Linked DNA regions of Homo sapiens: region 2 is linked to region 1. The links are chromatin contacts, found by Hi-C in ENCODE. All regions are on one chromosome and are shown on one strand. The core of a region is the stretch at or near the end of the contact, and the rest is flanking DNA. Distances in the headings are between cores, read along the strand shown. Region 1 has its middle 650 kb from the start of NECTIN3-AS1. Region 2 overlaps LOC105374039 (a long non-coding RNA gene).

The links. Hi-C counts contacts between places; a loop is a spot of excess contacts on that map. Pooled maps may share reads with other maps.
Region 2: a loop to region 1 is called in a map of PC-3, with 8 times the contacts of the local background. The contact joins two enhancer-like sites. A Hi-C loop is called at or near these places in 2 of 168 maps with a recorded cell type or tissue (PC-3 and naive thymus-derived CD4-positive, alpha-beta T cell) and 3 of 50 pooled maps.

Annotation. Positions count from the first base shown.
Region 1 is chr3:110,416,279-110,421,928 of GRCh38, reverse strand. No RefSeq gene overlaps it. Among named protein-coding and RNA genes, the nearest start is that of NECTIN3-AS1, 650 kb to the left of the region's middle. Within about 2 kb of position 1,393, at least 5 of the 41 ENCODE cell types and tissues checked have a DNase peak (open chromatin) inside an H3K27ac peak, as active enhancers do; they include PC-3, where a contact is called at or near this core.
Region 2 is chr3:111,535,044-111,540,313 of GRCh38, reverse strand. The region is part of intron 2 of LOC105374039 (a long non-coding RNA gene); the gene reads right to left. Among named protein-coding and RNA genes, the nearest start is that of CD96, 4.5 kb to the left of the region's middle. Within about 2 kb of position 1,358, at least 5 of the 41 ENCODE cell types and tissues checked have a DNase peak (open chromatin) inside an H3K27ac peak, as active enhancers do; they include PC-3, where a contact is called at or near this core.

The DNA.
Region 1 (5,650 bases), core at 144-2,643:
AAATGCTTCATATTTAGACAGCAAGGCAATCCAATCTAAGAGAGAAAATTGAAATAAAGAAGCAGAAAATATTTCTCCCTTAGGGCTTAGGGGATGGGGAATGGAAGATACTCTGTCTACAGATAAGGTCACTGATGACATGGTGATATGTAAGGATTTACAAATTCTAAAATATTATTCCATGTTGCTTAAAATTTCCATTAGAATAATACATCTGGGCTATGCACACATAAACACACACATGCATGATTTTCAGAAGAAACAGTTTTGGTAACTGGGCTTTGTGCTCTTTTAAACATACTGCAGGCACATCTGAGCTGAGATAAAAGGGGCAATGGGTACCTGGCCTTGTAACAATGTTTCTCTCTCCTTGAGTTTTTCTTCTGTTGATAGAACTGGTTTTATATCTATGTTTGTGATGGTTAATTTTATGTGTCAACTCAGCTGGGCCATGGTGCCCAGATATTTGATGAAGCATTATTATGGATGTTTTCTGTAAAGGTGTTTTTTAGATGAGATTAACATATAAGTCAGGGAACTTTTGAGTAAAGAAAAGAGCCCTCTGTAACATAAGTGGGCTTCATCCAATCAATTAAAGGCCTAAATAGAAAAAAAAGACTCAACCTCCACAACAAGAATAAATTCTGCCACAGACAGCCTTTGGACTCAAACTTCAACTCTTCCCTGAGTCTCCAGACCGGTGACCAACGTTACAAGATTTTGGATACACTGAGCCTCCATAATTGCATGAGCCAATTCTTTAAAATGAACCTCTGCTTATATATATACATTTAGATATTAACATATAAACACACACACTCATAGCCTGTGGATTCTGTTTCTCTGGAAAACTCTGGGTAATACAGATTTTGATGCTAGGAGTGCTTCTATCAGCAACTAAGTTTTTAGTGAGTATAGTTTTTTCTTTTTTTAATAATGAAAAGTACAGTTGACTCTTGAACAATGCGGTTGTTAGAGGCGCCAACCCCCATGCAATGAAAAACTCACATGTAGCATTTGACTCCTTTAACTTCTAACTAGTAATAGCCTACTGTTGACCAGAACCCTTATTGACAACATAGTCTATTAACACATATTTTATATATGTATTATATGCTTTTATATACGTATTATATACTTTCTTAGTAACATTGTTTTTCCTCTAGCTTATTTAATTGTGCAATTGAATTTGTACAACTGAATTTGTACAATTAAATAAGCTAGAGGAAAAACAATGTTACTAAGAAAATTACAGGGAAGAGAAAATATATTTGCTATTTATTATGTGGAAATGAATCATCATAAAGGTCTTCATCCTCATTGTGTTTACAGTGTGTAGGCTGAGGAGGAGTAAGAAGAGAAGAAATTGGTGTTGCTGTCTCAGATGTGGCAGACGCAGAAGAAAACTCATGTATAAGTGGACTCGTGCAATTCAGATGCATGTTGTTCAAAGGTCAACTGTATTTGCAATTGTGAGAAAAGCATAAACTCTGCTGTCAATTCTTGTATTTTGGAGGAAAACATGGTTTTGTTTTGCAAAAAAGTTATGAGTTTTATAATTTTCTTCCTTCCTCCCTCCCTCCCTTCCTTTCTTTCCTTTTTTTAAAATAATGATGCAATGATTACTCAGCTGGAATGCTGTGACTCAGAAGTGAAAAATTAGCAGATCCAATAAATAAAGGCAAAAATGGTACTTGAAATTCACAACACATAGTAATTCGCATGGGTGGTTAAATCTTAGAAAACCTAGTTAGGATAAAGTGTCTAAGATGCAGCTTTGAAAGTTTAGCTTACTGTCTTTATCACATTTGTGAATGGAATCATAATGCTTTATTTGCCAAGATTTTATTAGTTCTATAAATCTTTTTTTCAAGATGTATTGTGCCTTGTTCTTAAATATCTAGCTTAAGAAAAAAAAAGACATACATTTTTCTGTGCTTCTCAGGATTTCATACAATTTCTTTGTTAATTCATATATTTGAGAATGTTAGAGGCACAGTGTGAAATTGTTGTCTGTAATGATAATGGGTAACCACCAAAGATCCAACCATAAAAACATAATAGTGATGACGTTTCTCAACATTAATAGAAACAAAATTTCTTTATCTTAGAGATTTCAAGGTCTTATAAACCAAGGAATGCATTTCTCAGAGGAAAAGCAATAAAGTACAAATTCACCAAGTGACCAATTACGAATTTCTCACAGGGCAATAAACTTTCTTCATATTTCCTAATACTCAAGCAAGAGTCTGTTCTATGTATCAAAAGATACTAAGAAATGTTTATTAATGTGACTAGTTATTACAAAGAAAAATTCTTATTCCTGACATATTACATATGGAGAACTAAGTGGGTAGGCCAATTTGTATTTCAAAAGAATGGAGTTAGATAGACCTAAATGTAATGTTACTTTAAGGCAGATATTCTGCAGAATCAAATTAGGTTTAGTAGAGACATTAAAAAACATCTCACCATAGTGGACTTGTGTGTCCAACTCAAGGTATATTCCAACAATGCTCATCCCTTTACTTGAGTAGCTCAGTACTGAGACCTTAATTTTAATTTGCATGCTGTGTGACATTCCACCGGGTGGCAGGCTTAATTCTATGACCTCGTGATTCCCATGTCACTTTTGTTTTGTATGTTTCATGGTGACTTCCTTCTTTGACTTATCCTAGGCATGACAGCTCATGCCTGTTCAGTTCTATCTCATACATTTTTTCAAGGGTTTCTCAAAGTTCTTTTTTTTCTGTACTGAGCAATCTTTATGAAGGCAAATGTCATGTGAAGTGAAGCATTCAGGAAAATTTCTCTGTTTGTTATTTAACACTTATGAAAATGTCTCCTTCTCTGTCCACATACTTAAGCTTCTTGATATTCTCCCTGTTTTAGCCTTGATGTTAAATTAGATGACTTTAAGTAGAAGCCACAACATTTTTTTTCTACTGGGCAACAGGAAAAAAAACTTTGAAAGCCCAATTTTATTTTTGTGAGGTTAAAGAACAGGAGGACAGGTAACATGAATGACTGGCTGGAAAAAATATATTTTATTGATACATATTTATTATATTAATTATACATAATATAATACATATAGTGATACATATATGTTGATAAAACTTTTATTTTATCTATAATTTCAACTCTTATTTTAGATTTGGGGTATATGTGCAGGTTTGTTACATGGATACCTTATGTAATGCTGAGGTTGGGGTACAAATGATCCCATCACCCAGGTAGTGAGTATAGCACCCAATAGGTGGCTTTTGGACTCTTGGCCCCCTCCTTGTCTCCCCATCTTAGTAGTTTCCAGTGTCTGCTATTGCTGTCTTTATGTCCATGAGTACCCAGTGTCTAGCTTCCACTTGTAGGTGAAAATCTGCAGTATTTGGTTTTCTATTCTCGTGTTAATTTGCTTAGAATAATGGCCTCTAGCTGCATCCATACTGTCACAAAGAAATAATTTCATTATTTTTTATGGATCCACCATTGATGGGTACCTAGGCTGATTCCATGTCTTTGCTATTGTGAATAGCCCTGTGATGAATATGAGTGCTTATGTCTTTTTGTTAGAGCAATTTATTTACTTTTGGATATATATCCAGTAATGGTATTACTGGATCCAGTGGTGGTTCTAAGTTTTATGAGAAATCTCCAAACTGCTCTCCAGAGTGGATGAACTCATTTACATTCCCACCAAAAGTGTATAAGCATTTCCTTTTCTCTGACGCCTCACCAGCATGTTTTTTGTTTGTTTGTTTGTTTGTTTTTGGTAGTAGCCATTCTGACTGGTGTGAAATGGTATGTCATTGTGGTTTGGATTTAAATTTCTCTGATGATTAGTGATGTTGAACATTTTTTAATATGTTTGTTGGCTACTTGTATGTTTTCATTTGAGAAATGTCTGCCTATGTCTTTTGCCCACTTTTTAACAAAGTTATTTGTTTTCTGCTTGATGAATTGCTTAAGTACCTTATAGATTCTGGATATTAGACTTTTGTTGAATGCATAGTTTGCAAATATTTTCTCCTACGCTATAGCTTGTCTGTTTATTGATAGTTTCTTTTGCTGTGCAGAAGATCTTTAATTAGGTCCGACTTGTCATTTTTTTTGTGATTACTTTTTAGGACTTTGTCATAAATTCTTTTACAAGGCCAATGTCCAGGATAGAGTTTCCTAAATTGTTTTCTAGGATTTTTATAGTTTGACGTTGTACATTTAAATGCTTAATTAATTTTTGTATGTGATGAAAGGTAGGAGTCCACTTTCACTCTTCTGTATATAGTTAGCCAGCTATCCAAGAACCATTTATTAAATAGGAATTTCTTTCCCCATTGCTTGCTTTTTTTGACTTCCTGAAAGATCAGATGGCTGTAGGTGTGCAACTTTATTTCTGGGTTCTCTATTCTGTTCCATTGGTCTATGTATCTTTTTTTTTTTCCCCCAGTCCCATACTGTTTTGGTTACTGTGGACTTATATAGCATAGTTTGAAGTCAGGTAATGTGATACTTCCAGTTTTTTATATGTGTTTGAAGGTTTGCTTTGGCTATTTGGGGGCTTTTTTGGTTCCATTTGAATTTTAGAAGAGTTTTTATCTAATTCTGTGAAAAAAATGACATTGGTAGTTTGGTAGGAAAAGCGCTGAATGTGTAGATTGCTTTAGGCAGAATAGGTATTTTAAAAATATTGACTCTTTTAATATATGAGCATGAAATGTTTTTTCCATTTGTTTGTGTTATCTCTGACTTTTTTCATCAATGTTTGTAGTTTTTCTCATAAAGATCTTTCATCTTCTTGGCTAGATGTATTCTTAGGTACACATACACACACAGATATATATTCACAAATAATATGATATATGAGATATTTTCCAGCATTCATTTTATGAACACATTCATACCTGATCAATGAGGTTAGCTTTGCATTGTGGATGTTTCAGAAATATCTCTGAAGAGGAATAACCACTGCCCAACTACGCCACAATTAATTTTAGAGTTACTCATGAAAGTAGGTTATAAGAAAAATAATGAGAAAAAATGTCCGTATGGTAGTGGAACGACCATTGGTTACATGGTATTTACAATAGCTGAATGACATAGAATCTTTCTACAGCCAGAAAGAAGGAAACTAAAATTAGAGGAAGCCATAGCTTTTATACATATGAAAAGTTCCTTATTCAAAGTTTTTCTGCTTCTACTTCCTTATTTATGTAGGCTCATCATTTCACAGGGAACTGCTAACTCAGTGGATACTATCTCCACTTTTAGTCTCAGTGAAGTGGCAATTTATTGATGACACAGTTGATTGAGATATTTAAAAATAAAGTTGTAATGAAGAGTAGAAGAACCAGCTTATTTTTTTGAGGTCTTTGGATTCTTTGGGGAAAAAAGTAATATGTTAAACAGCTATGTGACATTGTGTAAACCACTGTATTTCTCTGTCCACAGGTTTACTCATATAAAGTGAGTCTTGGACCAATTCATTGCTAAGGTCTTTTCCAAGTCTAACATTTTATATTTAAAATACTTATGAAATTTACTTCTGAGCTCTTCTTCAACTATAGATAACTCAGAGCCTTTGTTCTCTTGATAACCCTATTGATTACTACATTTTTAAGAGGCTAGAGAGTGGTACAGCAAGGCAAAGTGA
Region 2 (5,270 bases), core at 109-2,608, 1.1 Mb before region 1:
CTTCTCCTATCTTTTATTGTATTAAAGTGAAACAGTTGTTCCAAAAAAGTCTGTAAACTCAGAAACATGGAAATGGTCGTTTATTTTCCAGTGCTACAGACTTACTTTCAGTAGAATTCTTGCCTCTCATTGGGGTTGGGCTACCTGAGCCATGCATTTAGTGGCTATACGGCAAATCTGTCTTCTGTGTATTGTTCAGGGCTTAGTTAATGATTCTTATATCTAGAAACTTCTATGGCCTGAAGCCATCAGATTTGATTAATTTTTCTTTGGGATCCACACAGGTTCTGAAAGTATAACAATTTCAGATGCATGGCCACAGAATATTAACTGAACGCTTACACTTCGGGTGTCCTGCAGCTGCAAGACCCAGGCAACAGCCCCTCCATGGCTGTTTGCATGCAGCAGGTGGCAGCAACACTCCGCAGACTGGCACGGCTATCCCAGGTGATGGGAATTGCCCCCACCGCCTTTCAATCCTGGTAATATTTTCTAAAGGCTCTTTCAGCATGGGGATAGACAGGCGTTCTCTATACTTAAAAATAACTCTTCTATGGAAGTCATGTCAATCTCTTCTATTATCCTCCCTACCCACCATATCCCGATTGCACAGGGTTTCTTCTGCCTTATAGTCTGCTGCACATAAGGAGAAAACAGAAGCAAGTCAGTTTCACACACAAAAAGAAATCGTGATCTTCTTGAACTGCAGAGGCAAATTCAATTATTTACAAAGAGAAGCAGGAACACACATTATTTCTGCTAAAGGCAAGCCATGATTGTGTGTTTTGGACAAACTTTTTAAATGCTCTAGCTAAACACACTCAGTGAGAAAAGGACATTTTCAGAAACAGGAAGTTGAGCAAAAGGTAAACTTACTTTTGTGGTTTTCATAATGGTTAACTCAAATATTACTTACTTATCTTTAAACACTTACTAAAAATAAAAATGGGAGTGCTATACTTTTGCATGTTTTCCAAAATGCTTAGAAAACATGATGGTTAAGGTTTCAGTTAATTAAAAAATACTTGCTGTATGTCAATTCTTAAGAGATTACTGAAGAGGCATAGTTCTAGATAATTTTAAAATACCAAAGATAAAACACAACCCTCAGTTTTAAGGCAGTTACCATTTAGCTGGGAGGAAGCATCCATGTGCACCAAAAAAGTCAAGCAGCATAAAGCACAGCCCAAATGAGAAGGTAGGGCAGGATTTTAGCAAAGGGGGAGTTATCTTAGGGGTAGAGTGGGCCAAGAGCATATGAAGTATGGAATCTAAACTTGGCCCTATAGGCGTCAGACTGGTAGAAACCGCAAGCTAAGTCATTCCAGGCAGAAGAAACAGGAAGAGCCAACACTTGACAGTGTTGAAGTTCAAGGCCATTTAGTGAGTGGGCTATTCCGGTTTAGCAGAGGCTGTATTAGGGGACTTGGAGCAGACAAAGCTGTCCAAGAGCTTTGAATTCTAGGCTAAAGGGTGTGGGTTTTTTCCTCATGTCAGAGAGACTCCCTAAAGATATTTCAGCATATGAGTCATATATTTAAAGTAACATTTTAAAAGGATAAATTGGGTGGGCGTGTGTGAAATGAATGGAAGAAAGGAGAACAGAGAAACAGAAGACTTGTTAGGAGTTTATGTTTCTTTGGGCACTTTAGGATGAGAATGGGCTGACTGGCATGGCGAAGCATGATGAAAGCAAGGTCATTACCAATAAAGAGGCTGTAAGGTGAGATGTACGATTGGGCATGGAATCAAAATATCCTATAAAGTTTCATGCCTCAGAATTAGGAAAAAGGGAAAACAAACAGAGTTGGATTCTTGCTGGAAGAACCACCCTAATCAAGGAGCAGTTATTAAATGATCAATAGATTTTTGATGGATGTGAAAGATAACCTATTATGGCACAGCTAGCAGTCCTGCCTTCATCAGAGTAGAGTTCTTTTGGTTTTCACTCAAATTTTATGAGTTTTATGAGTTAGCATGTAATGAAAAAGAATTTCATGAGACTTTCAGCATAGCAATCTGTTTTATCACCATTTTCACCATGCCGAATTCCATCCATGAAAGACTAATTTTAGTTTAATACTTCTTTTTCAGTTACAACATCAATATCTGCTCATTACATGAAACCATTTTAAATGGATAAGAAAGAAAATTTAAATGGATAAGAAAGAATTCTAACTGCCCAAAGACTACCAAGACCTATATGGTGTATATTTGTCTAGATTTCTTCATAAACATGTACATATAAAGAAAATGAATTTTTACCACATGCATGTTAAAAATTCATTTTATAGATGTACAAAAAATAATTTTAGGTAAGATATATATAAAATTTCCACCTGGCATTTTACTTTCAGAAATAAAATTATATAATTCAATTAGATAATTATAATAAGTAATCTTTGAATATTTATTTTGAGTAGCAAACTGAAACAAGGAGAGAGAGAGAGAGATGGAGAAAGAGACAGAGACAGAGATATTTTGAAATTGCCAAAGCCCTGGCAATTTAATAACTCAGTAATCAAAATGTTGATTTTTTCAGAAATACATTGAAGAAACCATTAATATTTCCAAGGTTAAGTTAGCATAGCCAGAATTAGAAGAAATATTTTAAGTTCTACATTCTACCTGGCTTCAAAACATTAAAATTTATTAAAATGTCTCTTCATAGTCAATGAAGAAAGAAAGAACACCTTGAAAAATGAGAAGGGTTGCAATTGATTTTATAGCTTAAAAATAGATAGTGTGGAGCAAAATCATATACTGTGGTTCTTTGATAGACTGCTACAATAATATTCTTAATCACATTGTATTTTTACAACTATAGTTCACATAGAAACTGTCGTGTTTCTGTACTTGGTGAAAACAATAGACTAGGTAAGGTCAACCAAGGACTGAATCACCCCTCTGTTCCCTGTTATTTCCCCCAGTAATTTCCTTTTAAATGGAGTCCTGCATTTGAGGACAAGAGTGAAAGAAATAGGGCATGCAGAAGTGCAAGAGAGGGAGGGAGACAGAGAGAGAGAGAGAGAGAGACAGAGAGACAGAGAGACAGAGAGAGGACAGAAAGCACACTTTTGTATTTGTTGCTTTGAGTAATGGTATAGCTCAATAAAACCTCAATTAAGTAATGTTATCAGGGAATAGGAGATTGCGATTAATAGCATTTCCTGGGCAAATGAGAGCCAAACCAAATTCTTTTCTTGGAAGAGGAGGGGTAGTACTGGGGAGGAGAAGTAAGTAGGATAGAAATTAGTCCTTGTTGGTGAACATCTTTTAAAAATGCATTGTTTCACATTTCTGGCTCAATGAAAACCTTATCATGAATATAATTTTATTTCAAGATTGGAGATCTTACAGAGACCAGGGACTTTGTTCTGAACCACAGTCCCCAGAAAGTAATCATAACAAACAAGAAGACAGTTGTGCATAAAAATATGCTCTCTCCTTCAGAAAAGAAGTCTAACTTTGTAAAGATTTGCCTGTTTTGTGAAAGTGTTAAAAGCAGAGGCATGAGCATGCTTGCACACATAGGTTTTCTATTTCCTACCAAAACCTACAGAATGTTGGAGTTAGAAGAAACTGTATTGGTCATTTAGCATAGACTGAGCCCTTTATTTTACAGATGAAATAAATGACACCCGAAGAGGTAAAATGTCCTGCCCAAGATCAAAGTGTCTCTTATAAAAAATCCTGTGCTAGTTACGATGAGTCTTTTACACCATTAATACATTGAGCTTCATAACATATTCAATAATAAAAACCAATTATTCTTCAATTTAAAATGCAAATTGCCTCTAATATCTTGACAAATAAGAAGCAATCCAAAAAGCGTACATTTTTTTTCATTCCCATGACATTTCTATTGACAAAACTACACCTGTATGTCACAGAGGAAAAAATAAGGATTTATATATATTCAACTATACATACACACACAATAAATAGATTTTTATCTCAAACAATTATATATATATATTTTTGAGAAGTTTTTGTTTGTTCTCTTGCTTGCTTTTAAATTTAATTTCCTGGAGAAATTCTGACTGACTCTGGGTGAAACCAAGCATGCTATTTTTTAATTAAAGGTATTGAATTAGCTTCATTCCAGTGTTATATAACTCAGCATCAATTTTACTTTATTTTCACTGTTCTTTAGCCATTTATTATTCCCTTTGGTTTTGCTCAGGGAAGATACTATGGGTCTCATATTTACATCTCCAAACTCTCTTTCTCTTTTGAGCCTCTCCTCTATCTCCAATATACATGACTGTAACTTAATGGGGAAGCTTCTCTAATAACCCAGCACATAGTGAGGAAGGCCACATTTCCAGGGGTGCTAGAGGAGGATGGAGAAAAACTATAGAAAACGCTCCGTGTGGAGGTTTCTTTTAAGCAAGCTGAAGATCCTCAAAGCTCTTTTTTTCTAAAATAATAGTATGTCTTATTGCTTCAGAGAAAGTTAGAATCTACTTGGAATTAATAGTATTTTATCAGTTTCACACTTTAGCCATGTAGACCCATAGAAACTCAGGAGAATCAACTCCCTTATTTTATAAATCAAGACCTGGTGCCCAACAGTGGGAAATGCATCCTGAAGTCATAGTTATGTATATTTAAAGTATTGAAGTGGTTGGCTTTATCTTGACCTTTTTTTTCATACAGAAATGAACATTAATCAGATCATGAGTGTTACTACTTACATGATCATGAATAAAAGTCCACAAAATGAGGTCGAAATTTGGGTGTTGGCTGTTAACTAGGCTCACTCTCCTGCAGAGTGATTCACAGCACACATAATTCAGATGTATCACTTGGTAAAATAAAATATCAAAGAACAATGTGTCAGGGACCATGACAGTTACCTGTGAGAGATGAACACTTCAAATATCAACTCTGTAAATGTCCAAGTTCCCCTTTTCTTATGTCTCTAGGGCATACGCATGCTTGACCACAGCTAATGGCCCTAAAGGCCCCACGAGCTCCTGGCTACCTCTCCTCCCTCCTTCACCCCATGCTCCTTCACGTATCACAACCCTCCTACTCTTTCCTTTCTGTCCCTCAAGCTCTCTGTGTCCTTCCAACCTCGGGGCCTTTGCATTTGCCCTGCTTGGAAAACTCTTCCACAGGCTACATACATGAATATTTTCTCTCATTCTGTGGTTGTTCAAATGTCCTCACCTCAAAGAGGCCTTTCCTGAATTTCATGGCTATCTAAAGGAGCCCTGTCATGGGCCTCTGTCACAGCAACAACTGTGTTTTTTTCACAGGGC